2 separate regions of the Homo sapiens genome follow, and region 2 is linked to region 1. The links are chromatin loops, found by intact Hi-C in ENCODE. Cell type or tissue: psoas muscle. All regions are shown on one strand. Links, peaks and the distances in the headings refer to the core of each region. The heading gives the core; the rest is flanking DNA. Region 1 overlaps EN1 (engrailed homeobox 1). Region 2 has its middle 62 kb from the start of LINC01956.

Evidence for each region. Peaks named below come from ENCODE experiments on the same cell type or tissue, not always from the same donor. Only the 100,000 strongest peaks of a DNase experiment are listed, where the experiment ranks them.
Region 2: it touches region 1 in a loop (2.8-fold over the local background); 12 of 110 quality-filtered maps call a loop at or near these places.

Annotation. Positions count from the first base shown.
Region 1 is chr2:118,837,725-118,846,054 of GRCh38, forward strand. It overlaps EN1 (engrailed homeobox 1), which reads right to left. Exons shown (of 2, transcript NM_001426.4): 2 at 4,447-5,530. The coding sequence ends at 5,214. Among named protein-coding and RNA genes, the nearest start is that of LINC01956, 5.7 kb to the left of the region's middle. RefSeq lists enhancers at 4,519-5,099, 6,943-7,592, 7,593-8,242 and a silencer at 7,509-7,803. In psoas muscle, for the core only: no CTCF peak of the experiment used is centred there; no DNase peak of the experiment used is centred there; H3K4me3 peaks cover 4,628 bases; H3K27ac peaks cover 4,235 bases; H3K27me3 peaks cover 5,645 bases.
Region 2 is chr2:118,769,559-118,777,888 of GRCh38, forward strand. No RefSeq gene overlaps it. Among named protein-coding and RNA genes, the nearest start is that of LINC01956, 62 kb to the right of the region's middle. RefSeq lists a silencer at 4,967-5,086. In psoas muscle, for the core only: no CTCF peak of the experiment used is centred there; a DNase peak (open chromatin) is centred at 5,023; H3K4me3 peaks cover 1,253 bases; H3K27me3 peaks cover 3,141 bases.

The sequences.
Region 1 (8,330 bases), core at 206-8,205:
GAAATCTGTTTGGGATGTTTACCTCCTCTTGCCCTGGGTCTGCTCCGGTCCCAAGAGCTACAGCTGGCAGAGCACTGAGTGTACTTGCTGGTGGGAGAGGGTTGTAGCATTGGGTCTGTGTCTGAGCACAGGCACCTGGACTGGACCAGCTGCCTCCAGGGGAGAGAGAAGGGGCTGCCTCTCCTTTTGGTGGCTTCCACAGAAAGGAGAGGGCACACAGGTCTGTCCTGAGCCCTGGAAACAATGTCTTTTCCCTCCCCTGGCTAGGGGTGAAGCCCACCAGCTGGGGCATGCAGGTGCATCTTGGACACCAGTATGTGTATTCCTGGCTCATGTATAGTTGTGTGCCAGAACCTTCTACACAGGCAATGTCCATGTGCTTGCTGTGAACACACTGTATATTGGTCCACTGACATTTGTATACATGCCTATGTTTTGCATGTGTGCATATGTATCCACATGGGTGTGTGCATGCTTATGCATTTGTATGTGTGGAAGTGTGTACATGTGTGCATTGTGACTGCATGCATGTTGACATTACCCACTTGACGGCACAGTGAGGAGAGGCCTGGACTGATAGGAAATCTGAGGACTTTGCCTCTCATTTGCCTTGTGCTTTCTCTTGGGGCACTTTCTCTCTCAGGATTTTGTAATTCAAGAATCTCTGAGGACCCTTCCAACACTGACATTGCATTAAAAGACTGGCCTAAAGCATTTGGGGAGGCGTGGAGGCTGGCAGAGTCCCTAGCCCTTCCCCTTTCCACAGGTTGCCAAAGAAGAGAAACCCTCTCCTCAGAGTTCAAAGTGAGAGAGGACAATGGAGGTTTCTGGTGGGAGTGAGGAGGGATGAAGATACTCTGCCACCTCCCACAGACGGGGATGAGCATAGTCTTCCATTTGAACCCACTGTGACATCCAGACTAAAAGGGTCCAGGCTCTGAGGTGAAGCTGGGGAGGACACCTGGATGCCTCTCTGCCCTTCTCTGCCCTGCTCCCCTGTATGGTGGAAGCAGAGGATAGTGGGTTGACTAGATCGCCAGAAGAACGGCCTGTCTCATTCACACAAAGGAAAAACCAGGCTGACCATGGAAGGAATTGATGGCCATCCCACAGTAGCTGCGGCAGACACATTCATCCAGGGTGCAGTGTGGCCCTGGCCTGCATCTCCTGGACCTCCAGGAGACAGCCAAAGCTCACCCCTGCCTTGTAGCTTGGCCCTTTTTGGGGCCTTTTTTCTACTGTGTGTGTTGGGGCTTGGAGTGTCCTGGGGCACAGTGGCCTCCCCCATGGTATTATCTCTAGACACCCTGCCACAGGTGACAGATGGGTGTAGGGGCCTGGGAGGGTACAGGCTAGCAGGTCACTGCTCTGTTCCCTGGGCAGCCCCATCTAGGGAGCTTAAGAACTGGGTACACATACACACACCCACAGACATCAAACAGTCACTACTAGAGGCCATATACCCAAAGCACACACTTCCACCTCCCAAACCTAAATAAATATACTCAGTACCATCCCTATACAAATGCCCACACACAGTACAACCCACGAATACACACGAACCAACGCAATCACACCAAGCAACCCCACATTCCCAAATACCACAACACCCTCTCCTTCCACTTTCCTTCCTCCTTCCCTCAGCCCCATCCATGGCCTTCCCCCTAACCCTACTGAAGAAAAGAGAGTTTCCAGCAAGAAAACAGAGACCTTTGCCCTCAGAAAGAACCAGGGATCAATACTGTTTAGACTCAGCTAGCATGTATTTCCTTTTAGGCTGAGGAAGATTTAAGTTTATGGTTCAATTCAATCTTTAAAAAAAAGGAAAAGCAGAAAATGAGGCAGTTGGGATGGCGTGCTCAAGTATTTATTTCACTGCAGCCCCAGACCTGAATACACAGGTGGCTCACTAAGCCAGCCCCATAAATCAGAGAAATCAATGCCCGTTTATGATCATTATTAGTTTCTTTTTTTAAAAGGGCGTGCAAGAAAAAGGTCCCACCAGAATCCTCCTCCCCTCTCCTCTACTCCAATCAGAAAGAAGGAAAAATGGAGAGAAGATGGGAAAGTCATCCTGGATGATGGCTTCAGGGCCTTGGCCAGATCCTTGAGGTCGATGCGACTTAGACATACATAGTCAAGGAGGAGGCACAAACAAAATGTTTAAGTTCTCAGAGCTTCATGTTCTTTCACTGAACAATGAAGAAAAATCCATTTTCCCATAGTGATTGGAAGATAAAAGGAGATAATGGGCAAGAAAGCAAATTACATAATAATGACATTCACGTCTATACACTTTACTGACACAATCATGGGGATGGGTGACCACCTTCTCCTCCTCTCGCTGGGTTAAAGGAAAGAGCTCTTGACTTTGATCTCTTGGATAGAGGAAGGGGAGCATGAGGAATGGGGTGGTTCCTAGAGTTGCTGCTCACACCGACCTCTGTCCCAGCCTCTGGACCTGGTAGTCTTGGGGGACTTGAATATCCTAAGAGGCCACAATAGGGAGGGGAGAAGGGAGTGTAGCCAATTCCTAGACATTCAAAATAGTAAGGTTCTCCAATATATAGAGTTGAGCATCCTTAACATCACATCTGATGTGCTGGGAGGGTGAAATGGAATGGGACTCTTCCTGAAATTCTGAGAGGTATTAGGAGAAGGGTGCTCCAAGACACAGGCCTCAGACTGTTTAACAGGAAAGCCTGGAAGGCTTGAAGAGTCCAAGCCCACTCCCCAAGGCAAGCAAAGCACAGGCTTTTGACTACCAGAAAACAACTCCCCTAGACCAACCCCAGGGAAGGGCCCATCTCACTGCTTCTAACTCTGCCCACAAAGATTGGTTGAGCACCTATTATATGCAAGAGTTACTCCTCCAGAAAACAATGGGCAGATGGAAGGAAGGAAATTAATTGCAATAAAGTTGGGAACCCACAGCAGTGTCAAATGCACCCTCCAATTCCACTCTAGCCGCCAAACCCTTATGTAGGGATTTGGAGGGGACCTAGGCTTCCTGGGATTGAGATCTAGCCCTGTTAGTTCCCCGGCCAGGAGCAAACAGTACATTGGGCCAAATCAGGGAAAATTTTTCAATAAAAAAGGTGGAATAACTAGCCATTATCATTTTGCACAAAATCAATCCTACAAAAACAGTTGAGAAACTCAAGGGAAGAGCACAGAGAACAGGGATCTCACACATGAACAAACCCAGCAAACACACCTGCAGACATTCCAGTGTGCAAACACAAATTCATGCATGTACACACAGTGAACTCACAAACGTCCAATTGTGTATCTAATTAGAGAAGAAAATCAGTTGCACAATACTCACGGGTACAGGAATACACAAAAAACTGGTAGGAACTTAGGTGCACCAATATCTGCACATTATTGTATATGCACACAAGTATGTGTGGGCACCTGCCCGTCTAGCTGCACACGTGTGGGTATATACATACATATTGCCGAAGAGAGAAAAAATGTGGGAGTGGAATTTACAATTTAAAAAAATCCTGGACAAAGATAATACCTCCTGAGAAGGAAACTTCCCTTCCTCCCCTTAACCTCTTAAGATCTGAGAGCAGCTCCTGCTCTGGAAGGATGGGCCCCAGTGTTAGCAGCAAGAGGCCAGACATTTCCTTCTGGGAACCCAGGGTGTCCTGAGGGCCCTGGGGGCTTCTATGTGCGCCCCCCTTGGTGAGGAAGAAAGTTAGGCTTTGTTGGGATGCCTAAGGGAACCCTCTTTGGTTTAGGGCCCAGATACGGCAGACGTGCGCCCACCTCGGGTTCAAGGCCCAAGCAGCCACTCCGAACAGCTTTCCCAGCATTTGGGCCTCCTCTCCTCCGGCATTGCGGGCCCAGGAGATCCGAGCCCCGCGAGGCTCCGCAGGCCGCCCCCGGACCTGCTGCTTCGCCAACAGAAGCCCTCCCGCAAACGAAGTGCAGTGAGTCCAGGCGGCCAAGAGGCCAGGCCAAAGTGCCCCTCGCCCAAGCGGGCTGTCGGGGAGGGAGGAAGGCAGGCCCCCTTCTATCTCTGGATAAAAAAAATCTGCAGCAAAACCTGCACCAGGGGAAATAAAAGAAAGAAAGAAAAAGAAAAGTGCAGGTTGGAGTGAAAAGCAGTTTGTACAGGAGGAGGCCGCCACTGGGCTGGGCCTGGACCGGTGCGGGGAGCTGCCCCGCAGCCCAGGCAGCGTTTCCGAAGCCAGGACTGTGGTTGTCGGCCTTTGAGTTCCCTTGAACGCAATCGGAGACCAGGCGTGTCCCGCCAGACCCTTCAGACCCAGGCTAAACCCAAATCTGGGTCGCGCTTCCCCTTCGCCCTGCATTCGTTGTGCGGTGATCGCAAGGCCCGGCCGGCTCCCCGCCCGGCGTGCGCAGGGGCGCTGGGGCGCTGTGTGCCCGGACCCACGTCCTTCCCGAGCCCGCAAACAGGAGAGCCGCCAGCGCTCGTGAGCACAGTGTACACTTTATTTCAGACTACAGGTTTCTGAACATAATAAAATCTTTGGCTTGTAGCGGCGGTTCAGTCTCGCAGTCTGTGGGGTCGTATTTCTCAACAAGTCTCCGGAAAACGAAAGGGGGGCAGAACAGACAGACCGACAGAAGGGACCCGGGAGGTGGGGGAGAAGAGGTGGGCAGACACGAAAGGAAACACACTCTCGCACACAAAGAAAAGTCCCAGAGAAACCAGGGCCGGCGATGCGGGTCGGGAGGCACCGGAGAAGCAATGACATTCAAATGAAAAAGGCAACGAAAACGAAACTGGGCGGGGGCAGCGAGGCGGTGGGGGAGGGGATAAAATAATTATAATAATTATAATAATTATAACAATAATAATAAAGGAGATTAATAAAAATGTCCAGCAAATAGAGATCGCTACACGTATGTGTTTTCCTTACCTGAAATTAAATATATACAAGGTCGTAAGCGGTTTGGCTAGATAGAGCTTTAAGGAGTTCGCAGTTTCGTCCCTTATACTGGGAATAGAGAATGGATCTTATTTTTCGATAGCACCTGTCCGAGTCTTTCTCCCTTTTCAAAAATGCTGCGTTTCAACGTCATTGTCCATTCTGAGGCTCTCTTTCTGTCTCTCTCGCTCTTTTCCCTGCGCTCCCTCCCTCCTTGGAGCAGATGCTTTCTCCCCCAGCGAGGGGCCGGGAGACGACGGCGGCGGTGCCGGGAGGGGGCGCGGGCGCGGCCCCGGCCTGTGGCGGCTACTCGCTCTCGTCTTTGTCCTGGACCGTGGTGGTGGAGTGGTTGTACAGTCCCTGGGCCATGAGGTGCAGCGCCAGGCCGTTCTTGATGCCTGTGGCTTTCTTGATCTTGGCGCGCTTGTTCTGGAACCAGATCTTGATCTGGGACTCGTTGAGGCTGAGTTCCTGGGCCAGGGTCTGCCGCCGCTGCTCCGTGATGTAGCGGTTTGCCTGGAACTCCGCCTTGAGTCTCTGCAGCTGCTCGGCCGTGAACGCGGTCCGCGGCCGCTTGTCCTCCTTCTCGTTCTTCTTCTTCTTCAGCTTCCTGGTGCGCGGACCTGCAGCGGCGGAGAGGGCCGGGGTGGGGTGGGGGTGGGGACCGAGGGCAGAAGGGAGGGGGGAGAGGGCAAAGGAAGCCGTGAGAATAGCATTGCCGAGCTGGGCCGCGAGCCCCGCGCTTCCGGGGCGATCTCGGAGGCCCTGCTGAACCCCTGGCTCCCTCCCGCCAGCCAATCCCTGGATCGAAGTGCCCCTCACCAGACCACTGGGGTCCCCGGGTTCCCTTTGGGAGGGCAAAGGAGCAGTGAAGGAAAGCTGGTTGAGGTTGTAGGTGCACCCCACACCCCAATTCTCACAGGACAGTCAGGGACAGACCGAAATCACAACATTTCCAAGCCAAGAAGGCAGGAATCCAAGATGAGGAGATATTTGGAGCTCATATGGCCCAGCCCAGAGTTGGGGGTCAGGGGCCTGCTGTCCTCACCGCCCCGGAATAGATAGGACTGGGGCAGTGAGGGCAGGCCCTGGGGGAGTCGCCAGCCTGCAAACAAATCTTCCTCTCCTCCTCAAGAATCATACCTACAGGAGAAACTACAATAAGACCCCATCTGCTTGTAGCTATTGACCTCAGAAAACAACGGGATAGTGAGCCGGCTGGGAGAGGGCTGCTTAGCTCCAAAGTATTTGGTGTCTGCCCCCCTCCCCGCACCCCTCCCTCCCACACACACCTCCTCGCCTTCTTTCTCTTTGGCCTAAAGGAAGCCTTTTCTAGGGTCTCAGGGATGCAGGGACCACCCCTTCTCTGAAGGAGAAAAGGCCCTGATCCATCCTCATGACCCTGGCTCTGGGTTTTCAGCCTTGCCCCTTGGATGGTGCCAATAAGAAAGGGAGGGCCTTCCACATTCCTCTAACCGGCTGCGTGGGGCAGGGTCTCTCTTATCTGGGTCTTCCTTATCTCCCCTTTCAACTGATGCAATTTCAGGATTAAAAACTCCTGAATAACAAAAACAAGCCGGATTGGCTTTCTCTGCCTACTGATGACATTTGCAAGGAGACTGCAGCCCCTTCCCCCACCTATGAGCAAAAAGGAGAGGGAGGGAAGCAGGGACAATCCAGAAAAAAAAAAATGTGCTTTGACCACCAGATAGGAATGGGAAGGGGCCACAGGAAACCTCCTTAGGAAGGTGAAGTTCCCCTCAAATACTAGTCTGGGAGGAGGGCCCACTGAGAAAGGAGGGAGGGAAAGCGGGAAAACCAGGAGAGGATTGAACTGTTGGTGTGTGCCTCAAAAGCCTGCACCTCTGCCCACCTGCTTCCACACCCAAGTCTTCTGGCATTTACTTGCTGGGTCCTGCCTTGGATATGGTAGCTTGCTGAACCAAGTTAAGTCCCTGTCAGGCCTGTTCATCTCTAAAACTGTCTGGAAAGAAGGATCTTTGCCGGCATCTCCAAACCTAGCTACAGAGAGGAAGGCTGGGCAGCCTACTCCTGGGGCAGGCAGGAGGCTGGGGTAACCAGCTGTCCTATGACAAAGAGTCCAGGCCTAGCATACTGCAGCGACTCAGATCTGGGTCGAGGCTCATCCCCTCCTCCCCCAACTGCCCAAGCAGGAGAAGGAGCTGGTCCCCTACCTACCCAGGCCCATAAGAAGGAAAGTGGCCAAGAACAAAGCCAAGGCCCTCTCCAGAGCAGAACTGGGGTTTTGATTCGTAATTAGCTGAGCGGGGAGAAATAGCCCAAGAAATGCACACAGCCCCAAAAAGGCCCCACTGCCCGTTCTGCATCCGGGACATGTTGAAGTGTTGTTGTATGTGTGTGCAGAGGCACGGACTCTTGTAATAAAATCGTTCCTAGTCTCCCGGCCAGCCCGAGCCGTGCAGCCTGACAGCTCAATCACTCTATCCATCAGGCGAGTCAATCAAAGCAGCTTTTCGGAGGTTCAGGGAGCCCGACGTGTCAATAACGGGGCTCGAGATGGCGGGAGCTGATAGTGCGCATCGATCCGCGCCCGGCCGGCAGCTGTGGGGCGGCGAGAGACCAGCCAGAGGAAAGCGGCGCGTGGCTACGTTGTTCCCGGCCCCCTGCCGGACCGGGTGTCTGGAGTGCTGATCTTGGGCCAAAGCTTCTGCCGCTCTCCCAGACACTGCGGGCCGGGGCGTCAGGCAGGCCTTGGCCTTCTCTCCCGGAGCCCAGCTCAGGTCTCCTCCTCGGGTTCGCCAAGCGCGAGGGGCACACGGAAAAGTGGTGGAAGGAAAGCCGAGAAAAACAGGCCTACGGATGCCAGAAGTCTGCTGGATGTGCGGGTGAAAAAAGGAAAGCGCCGCGCGGGGAGGATGCGGGAACCGTTCCGCGGAGAAGCTACGGAGGAAACTGGCTCTCATGCCCTTGGACACGCTTCCTGGCCTGAGCCTGACCTGTTTTCTCTCCTCTCCCACTGTTTTTCAGCTCCAGAAAACCAGGGGCTGCCAGCACCCACCTTTTTGGCAACTGCCTTTCCCTGGTTTCTACCCACCCGGGTCAGACTCTTTTCGCTACCCAGCCGGGGGAGAGGGACGGCTTTCAGACGCTTTCCTCCCTGTCTTCCTGTGTTTCCCATGTTTATCAATGTAAACGGTCTCTCCGCAGAAAATATCGAGATGGTGTTTGTGTCTGTAAGGACACACAGTGAATATAATTTTTCTGAACAAGGCCTTCTCTGGTCAAATCTGGCCTTCGGACGATCAGGCTGGTGGGATTTCAGACACACATCACTAGGCCCACCTTCCTGCCTTATCTAAACACCCTGGAAAGAAAATCACTGACTATGTACTTTTCCTAAGAATAATAAAGATAAGAGACAAAGAAGGCCCCAGGGATTCA
Region 2 (8,330 bases), core at 57-8,056, 68 kb before region 1:
ATGAGATTATGTGATTATTAGGGGTTTCCTTTGCTAGATAATAAGCTCCAGGAAGGACTAGCCAAGATGGGTTTGCTCAATCTTTTTATCCCCAGGGTCTAGCACAGTGCCTGAGAACCTGATGTATAGTAGATACCTAAAAAAAAACAGGTTGAATCAAAGAATGACTGGCAAGTTGATAAGAAGAAGTAGGAATGGAAGGAAGGTTGGGGAGAAGACAAGAGGGAGAGAGGAAAAAAGAAAGGGAGAGAGGGAGGAAAGGAAGGAGAGGGAAGGAGGGAAGAGGGGGAAAGAGGGAGGAAGGGAGGGAAAGAGGGAGGAAGAAAAGGGAGGAAGGGGGGAAGTTTCCTGGAGAGACAACAATAATAAACTCCAATACTATGTATATTCTTCACCATTTCTAAATCCAAAAATCCCTGAATCCTATATACATGACCCCCCCTTGTCCCCATGTGTTTTAAATGAATCAAGGGTGCAATGTTAACAACAATGAAGAAGAAATGAGAGGAACAGCTGGTTCTTCCATGATTGCTGGTTCATTCATTCATTCTACAAATATTCCATGTGCCAGGCCATGCGGTCACCGCTAGGGAGAAGCATGTGACGTAGCAGATGCGCAGGTGGTGGATTTCAGCTGACTCGACTTCACCATGCGACCTTGGGCAAGTTGCCCACCTGCTCTGAGTCTGTTTCCTTCTCTGTAAGGTATGGAGGTTGAATGATCCCTAATAACCATTCCAAAGCTCATCTTCTGTTGCCTCCAAACTGTAATAATAATAATAAAAAACATTATTAACTGAGCATTTAGTCTGTACAAGGTCCTATGGTGTTTCTCTATATTATCTCAGTAGAGAAACAAGGCTTGATGTGCCCTGTTTGGTGGAAGGTATATTTCTCTATATTATCTCAGTTGATTCTCAACTGGGTTGATTCTCAACTGAGATAATATAGATACTATCAATAAATGTAATTGGAGGCAGGGAGTAGAAATGTAGGAATAATATAGTATCTATATTATCCATACTGTTATCAACTGAGGTAATAGATTCAGAATCAAATGTAATCAAATGAGGTATCGTTTGATATCTCAGTTGGGATAGGTAGAATTACCAACAGCTATTTTGTAAACAAGGAAAACTGAAGCAAAAGAGATTAGCTGACTTGTTAATGGTCAACAAGCTAGAAAATGATGACATTGAAATTTAAACAAACATTCCTCTGACCTCACTTTGCTACAAAACCCCAGGTTGTATCATGCCCTCTAACAATTCTGGACGTGGCCAGGACGTGGTGCCAAGTCTCAGGGGCAAGACAGAAGAGGCAGAAGCACATTTAGTTCTTGTGTTTAAAGCAGGTGATTGTCTCCAAGCTTCTCTGGACTTCAGGTGAACACCTTCCTTTGGTCCTCAGAACACCTCTTCCCCACATGTATGGCTGCTTAAGAAGACTTTGAGGTCGCAGGTAGAAAAGCATGGCATCCAGAAACACAGCTTCTCCTGACCAAGGCTGTCAACAGCCATGAACATCATCCATGAGCTGGTTTCCTCCAGGAGACAACTTCCTGTCCCAAACCTTCACTGGTTGCTTTCTGCCTCAGTCTACGTCATAACTGGGTGTTCTCAAGCCAGACATGGCTGCAAATAAGTTACGTTTGGCTTGATAGCTTTTAAAAATTGGAATATATCACATAAAATCCCAGATATGGGACTTTGCTTCAGAAATTAGAAGATCTGGTTACAGATGACCTACAATCCAAGAACCAGCTGGAGCTGAGTAGGAACTGACCTTTCAAATACACATGGCTGGCCACAGGCCCCACTGCTCCTTATTGCCGCGTATTGACCCCTATAGGCATTTGAATTTGGAAACCCCAGACTGCATAACCAAATCCAAGGCCTGGCACTCAAAGCCCTTTGCTACCTGGACCCCAATCTCTTGTTCCAGTCAACCTAAAACTGCTGCTCTCCAGCCTTCTGGAGTGGACCCACCCGAAGGGCTCCTTTTCATTATACCTCATCTAAGGGTCCTTCTTGTCTTCCTACACTTCTACTCCCTGCCTCCAGTTGCATTGGATTCTGCATCTTTTGGCTTCCTTTTCCTTCCCTGCCCATCTGGGATCCACACAAAAGTGTGGAAACCCTGACTCTTTTAGATCTATGCATGGAAGAACTACTGAAGAAGAACCCATTGCCTGATTCCTTGCTGCTACTCAAAGTGTGGTCCAAGAACCAGCTACCTTAACAATGCCTGGCAGCTGTCAGAAAGGCAAGATTCCAGACCTCCACCCCACACTATTAAAACCAAAGCTGAACTTTAATAAGATCTTCCAGGTGAACTGGATCACATTAAAGTTTTGGCAACCCTCACCTACTGAAAGAATTGCAAGTCAAAGCCAGGTTCAGCCTCAGGCTCAGGTACTCACCCATAAGCCCACTCCCTAGCTCTTCTCCAGGCCACTCAGCTTCTCCCACAGCACCAAGGTAGAACACAAAAGGCTCAGTAACAAATCCAGCAGGTGGCCCCTTTCTAATGAGGCAGAATTAAGCAGATCAGCGTCCCAGGACTGAAGGCATACAGCCACCTTTCACATGATGAGTGCCAGTCCCTGTGTGCCACATCAGATCAGCCTTCTGACCCCAAGCCATCCAAATATCCCTGCTCTACTGCAGAGGGTAGGAACTGAGCTAGACAAAATAGGAAATGTTCTGAAACCAAGTGTGGTCATGAGCTCTGACCAACATGCAGGAACACTTGTAGATGCTGGAGATGGTCCAACACAAAGGATAGTGTGCATTACAGAGATGAAATGGAAAGGCAAATGGGAATATAGGACCGCTGTTGCAATCATGAGATCATATGATTCCAATACTGCTTATCCCAGTGGAGGTACAGGTTAGCTCCATTGTTCAATTTAGTAACTATTGATCAGAGAAAATGCTGTGTGCCAGGCACTGTTTCTAGGTGTGAGACAACAGACAAAAATCCATACCACCGAAGCTTACAAACTAGTGCAGGGAGACAGACAGGAAACAAGAGAAAGAAGGATAGAAAGACAGGCAGTGTCCGTGTGCGCACATGTGCCTGTGTGTTTTGAGGTGGAGGAAGCATTCTAATCATATGAGCAGCTCAACGTGGTGATAAGAGCCTTGAAGTGGGAATGAGGAGAAACTGTTCTTCTTTTGCACGTGAACTCATTTGACACTCATGATAATCTATGAGCTACAGTGGCAGGTGTCTAGGTGGCCCTGCGACCTGCTTGCCAGTGTTCACACCCCTGTGCGTTCCCCTCCCCTTCAGTGCAGGCTGCACCTGGTGACTCGGTCTAACAAATAGAAAATGGCAGAAGTGATGGGATGTCACATCTGAAATTAGACAGTAAAAAACTGGCTCCTAAATCTCTCTCTCTCTTTCTCTCTCTCTCTTTCCCTCTCTCTCTCTCTCTCTCTCTCTCGCGCGCGCGCGCGTGCGCGCGCGCCTCACTCTGGGAGAGGCTGTCAGTTGTGAGCAGCGCTATAGGCCTACGTGGTGAGCACCTGATGTCTCTGGCCAATAGCCAGCAAGGACCTGAGGCCACCAATGGCCTCATGAGTGAGCTTGAAAGCAGGTCCTTCCCCAGTCCAGCCCAGGGATGACCGCAATTCCAGCACTTTAATTGCATCTTCCTGACAGATCACCCATAAGCCACACCCATATCCTTGACCCATGGACACTGTGACTTTAGAAATGTTTGTTATTCTCAACCACTAAGTTTGGGGTAATTTGTTATACAACAGGCAATACAGGTCAAGCACAGTGGCTCATGCCTCTTATCCCAGCACTTTGGGAGGCCAAGGTGGGAAGATCGCTTGAGCCCAGGAGTTTGAGACCAGCCTGGCTACATGGTGAGACCCTGTTTCTACAAGAAATAAAAGTAAATTATCTAGGTGTGGAGGCATATGCCAGTAGTCCCAGCTACTTAGGTGGCTGAGGCGGCAGGATTGCTTGGGCCCAGGAGGTCGAGGCTGCAGTGAGCTATGATCACGCTGCTGCACTCCAGCCTGGGCAACAGAGACAGACCCTGTCTCAAAAAAAAAAAAAAAAGGTGGGGTGAGCAATACATTATATAGGCAGGTACTTTTCTTACCTCCATTTTATAGAGGATAAAACAAGGCACAGAGAAGTAAATTAACTTGTCCAGGACATACAGCAAGTAATGCCAGGGCTGAGATTTGAACCCTAACAGTCGGGCATCTAGAGCCCGTACAACTGAGCAAGGCAGGATGCTGACATATTCAAGTATGGGTTTGTGCATCTGCTCCTCTAATCGGACTGTGCTCTCCTTTTCAGATCTGTGCACCTGGCACTTGGTCATTGTCCAGCACTTAGGAAGTGCTCAGCAAATGCTAGCTGAGTGAAGCCAGGAGGGTGGAAGTGAGCAGAGCTGTCCTCTTGACTCTAGCCCACCTTGCACCAGAGAAGGGAAAACAGAAGCGGTGAGGAGAAACGTCCCCCACGTCCCCATCAGCCCCTAGTCTCCTGCATGGAGCTGGAAGCTGCGTTTTTGTTTTGTTTTGCTGAGACATACACAATCCAAGGAGAGCATGTTAGACTTGGCCCTAAGTTTAATATCCTCGATCTGATCTCCTAATCTTTTTCAGGTGCATCTCACATTCGGAATCTTTATTTGGCTTCCAAACAGCAAGTCGTCTCTTGAACTGAAAAAATGTGACTTGTATCTGTTTATCTTTAGTAACCTCTGAAAGATATGTTTGTAACTTTATGGGAATGTTCTACAAGCCTGTTAAACAACATCTGTTCTTGTTGCTTGTACACTTTCGGAGATGGGTCTTTAGGATTTTTTTTTTTTCAAGAAACATCTAGAAAGAATTTTTTTTATTACGTTTTCATTGTTCTGGTGCAAAGTACACGTGAACTCACAGCTCCCAGCCACTCGACTTTGCGGAGGGGGCTGAAAGCCTCAGTAGCGGACCCGGCCGGGAAAGGCGGAGCCGACAGCTGTCGCGGGGCGGGGCTTCCAGGGCCGGGAGGTGGAAGGCGGAGAGCGGCGAGGGCTCCGGCTCCGGACCCAGCCGAGCGCGCAGCGTGAAGCGGAGAACGCCGGGTTAGCGCCAGGCTGAATCCTCGCTCTGACTCCTATTGCGGTGGGATGTGGTCTCTGAGTCTCCGTTTACCGATTTTACGGAATGGAACTTATAATGAACACTAGCCAACACAAGCAGAGGTTTGCCTTGAGTGACTTCTCTGAAAGTGGCACCTTTTACCATTTTTTAGGTAACAGAAACTGACCTGAGGGTGACTAAGCCCGAGATGAAAAGCTGTTAAAGGGACCTGCATGGAAGCAAACCGGTGTGCGGCGCCGAGCATAGGGTGCTGGGGGCGCCTTTTTTCTGTGCTGGCGTCCCCCACCCCCGGCTTGCTGTCCTCGTGAAACCTCGCTCCCGCACTGCAGCTGGGTCGGGAAGCCCTTCCTGCAAGCCTTACAGGGTCCTTGGTTCTGTGAAACGAAGGCAAGAAAGGGAAACCGGCCCTGCCTGAAGGTGCTGAGTCCATGCCCTCGTGTCTTGCAGTTCCAGGAGCACCGATACATGCATCTTATTTTTATCTAATTAATGTAGTTTTTTGAGCAGTTTTAAAAAGGTTTACAAAAAAAATTGAGTGGAAAATACAAAGAGTTCTCATATACTCCTTTTCTCTTCTGACATCTTCTATGAGTGTAGTCGATTTGTTATGATTGATGAGCCAACGTTGATATATTATTATTAGCTAAAATCCATACTTTACATTAGCATTCACTCTTTGTGTTGTACAATCTGTGGGTTTTGACAAATGCGTAATGTCATGTGTCCATCATCACAGTAACTATACAGAACAGTTTCACTGCCCTAAAAATCCCCAATGCTCCACGTAGTCCTCCCTCTTTCCCCTCAAGCCCCTGGCAACCACTGATCTTTGTAGTATCTCCATAGTTTTACTTTTTCCAGAATGTCATATACTGTAGCTGGAATCATACAGTAAGTAGCTTTTTTAGATTGGCTTCTTTCACTTAGCAATATGCATTTTATTAATAAGTTCCTCCATGTCTATTTGTGGCCTGATTGCTCATTTCTTTTTATGGCTGAATAATACTCTGTTATTGCAGGTAGCACATTAATTTATCCACTCACCTGCTGAAGGACATCTTAGTTGCTTCCAGGTTTTGGCAATTATGAATAAAATTAATCTAAACATTCATGTGCAGATTTTTCTATAGATGGAATCTTTCAACTCTTTTGGGAAAATACCAAAGAGTGCAATTGCTGGGTCATATGGTAAGAGTATGTTTAGTTTTGTTTAAAAAAGAAAAAAAAAAGGCTAGACTGCCTTTCAAAGAGGCTGTACCATTTTGCAGCCATTTCCACTAGCAATGAATAAGAATTCCTATAGAATTCCTATTGTTCCACATTCTTGTCATCATTTAGTGGTGTCAGAGTTTTGGATTCTAGTCATCCAAATAGGTGTATAATGGTATCCCATTTTTGTTTTAATTTGCAATTCCCTAATGACATGTAATATTGAATATCACATTCATCATTTAAATAATGAAATAAAAAGAAATAAGTAAAAATGGAATTTGCCTGCTTTAAAATGTATGCTATGCCATCGTTGCTGTGTTTAGTGGACAAATATCACTGGGGATTATAAGGCTTGGGCCTCTTGGCCAAGAAAGTGGGCTTCGCTTAAGGAACAACCTGCTCATTTTCATAATTAATTGCTTGTTTTGGTTACTTTTTGCTTTAGCTACCAGGAAGCTCAAGAGGATCTCTAAAAACGGCACGGGATTTATAGTAGATACTTCTACACACCAATTTTACCCCTTACAATCCTACTCCTATTTTCTCTTCACTCTAATTTCCTCATTTATTGGGATCTGAGAAATAAGGAAGAAATGTTAGTAATATTTAGTTAATTTAGTATTAGTAATATACAGTTTTTTGTGTGTTGGACCACATGTTGAACTGGCTTGAGCTACAAGCCCCTCCCTGAACCTAACCCAAAAGAGAGAGGCAGAAGATCCCAGAATCCATCGGAAACAGTGGGAACTCCATGAAGAGACAGAAAGTAGTTGAGTCTCATTCCAAAAACAGAAAGATTGTCTGTAGCGTCAGAAGTCTCTGGAGCCACTAATAGGTGATAGAAAATGAGAAATGATCATAAAAAAAATGAAGCAAATACATAAAATGAGAGGAAATCTGCATGGAAAAATACTGTGTTTGCCGTGGTTTGCCATGAATCACTCAACCCAATTTTGTGCACCTGAATGCCAAATAAAAAAAACAATTACAAAACTTACCAGGAAAAGATGCAATTGTGGTTAAGTAGAAAGCATTTTATGAGCATCAGTTGTTACTATGGAGTATTTATTTGATCCTTATTTGAAGCCTTGTAAGATAAGCAGGATAAGCATCATTATTCCCATTTTACTAATAAAAAAAATGAGACCCAGGATGTCTAATTTGAAGAGGCCATTTAAATCTACCTGAGGATTCAGGCTCGACTGCCTGATCCAGGGTCCAGCAGAACAAAGGAGGAAACTTCTGAGAGATCACCTCTTAATAGGGAGTCAGCCTCTAGGGGCCAAAGGTCAGCTGCTGTAAGAGTATGAGAGGATATGGCATGACTTTGGGACTTTCTCTGCAAGTTTTGCTTGTATTAATTGGTATTATCAGTTGAACAGTGTCACCCAACAAAGATGTTTGAGTCCCCAGTACCTCAGAATATAATCTTATTTCTTTCTCTCTTTTTTTTGTAAGCATACATTGAGAATATTTTATTAAAACATGTTTCTTTTTCCATTGAGGCCCATGCAGCCAAATAGAGAAATCCAGCAATAAAAGGTGAATATCAGCATATATATATTGTTTGTTTGTTTGTCTGTTTTTGAGACAGAGTCTTGCTGTGTCGCCCAGGCTAGAGTGCAATGGCACCATCTCGGCTTACTGCAACCTCCGCCTCTCAAGTTCAAGTGATTCTCCTGCCTCAGCCTCCTGAGTCCCTGGGATTATAGGCACATGCCGCTAGGCCTGGCTAATTTTTGTATTTTTAGTAGAGACAGCAGGGTTTCACCATGTTGGTCAGGCTGGTCTTGAACTCCTGACCTCGTAATTCACCCGCCTTGGCCTCCCAAAGTGCTGGGATTACAGGCATGAGCCACCATGCCTGGCCATCAGCATATATTCTTTTCTTTGTTTGTTTGTTTTGGTTTTTTTTTTGAGACGGAGTCTCACTCTGTCGCCCAGGCTGGAGTGCAGTGGCGCGATCTCGGCTCACTGCAAGCTCCGCCTCCCGGGTTC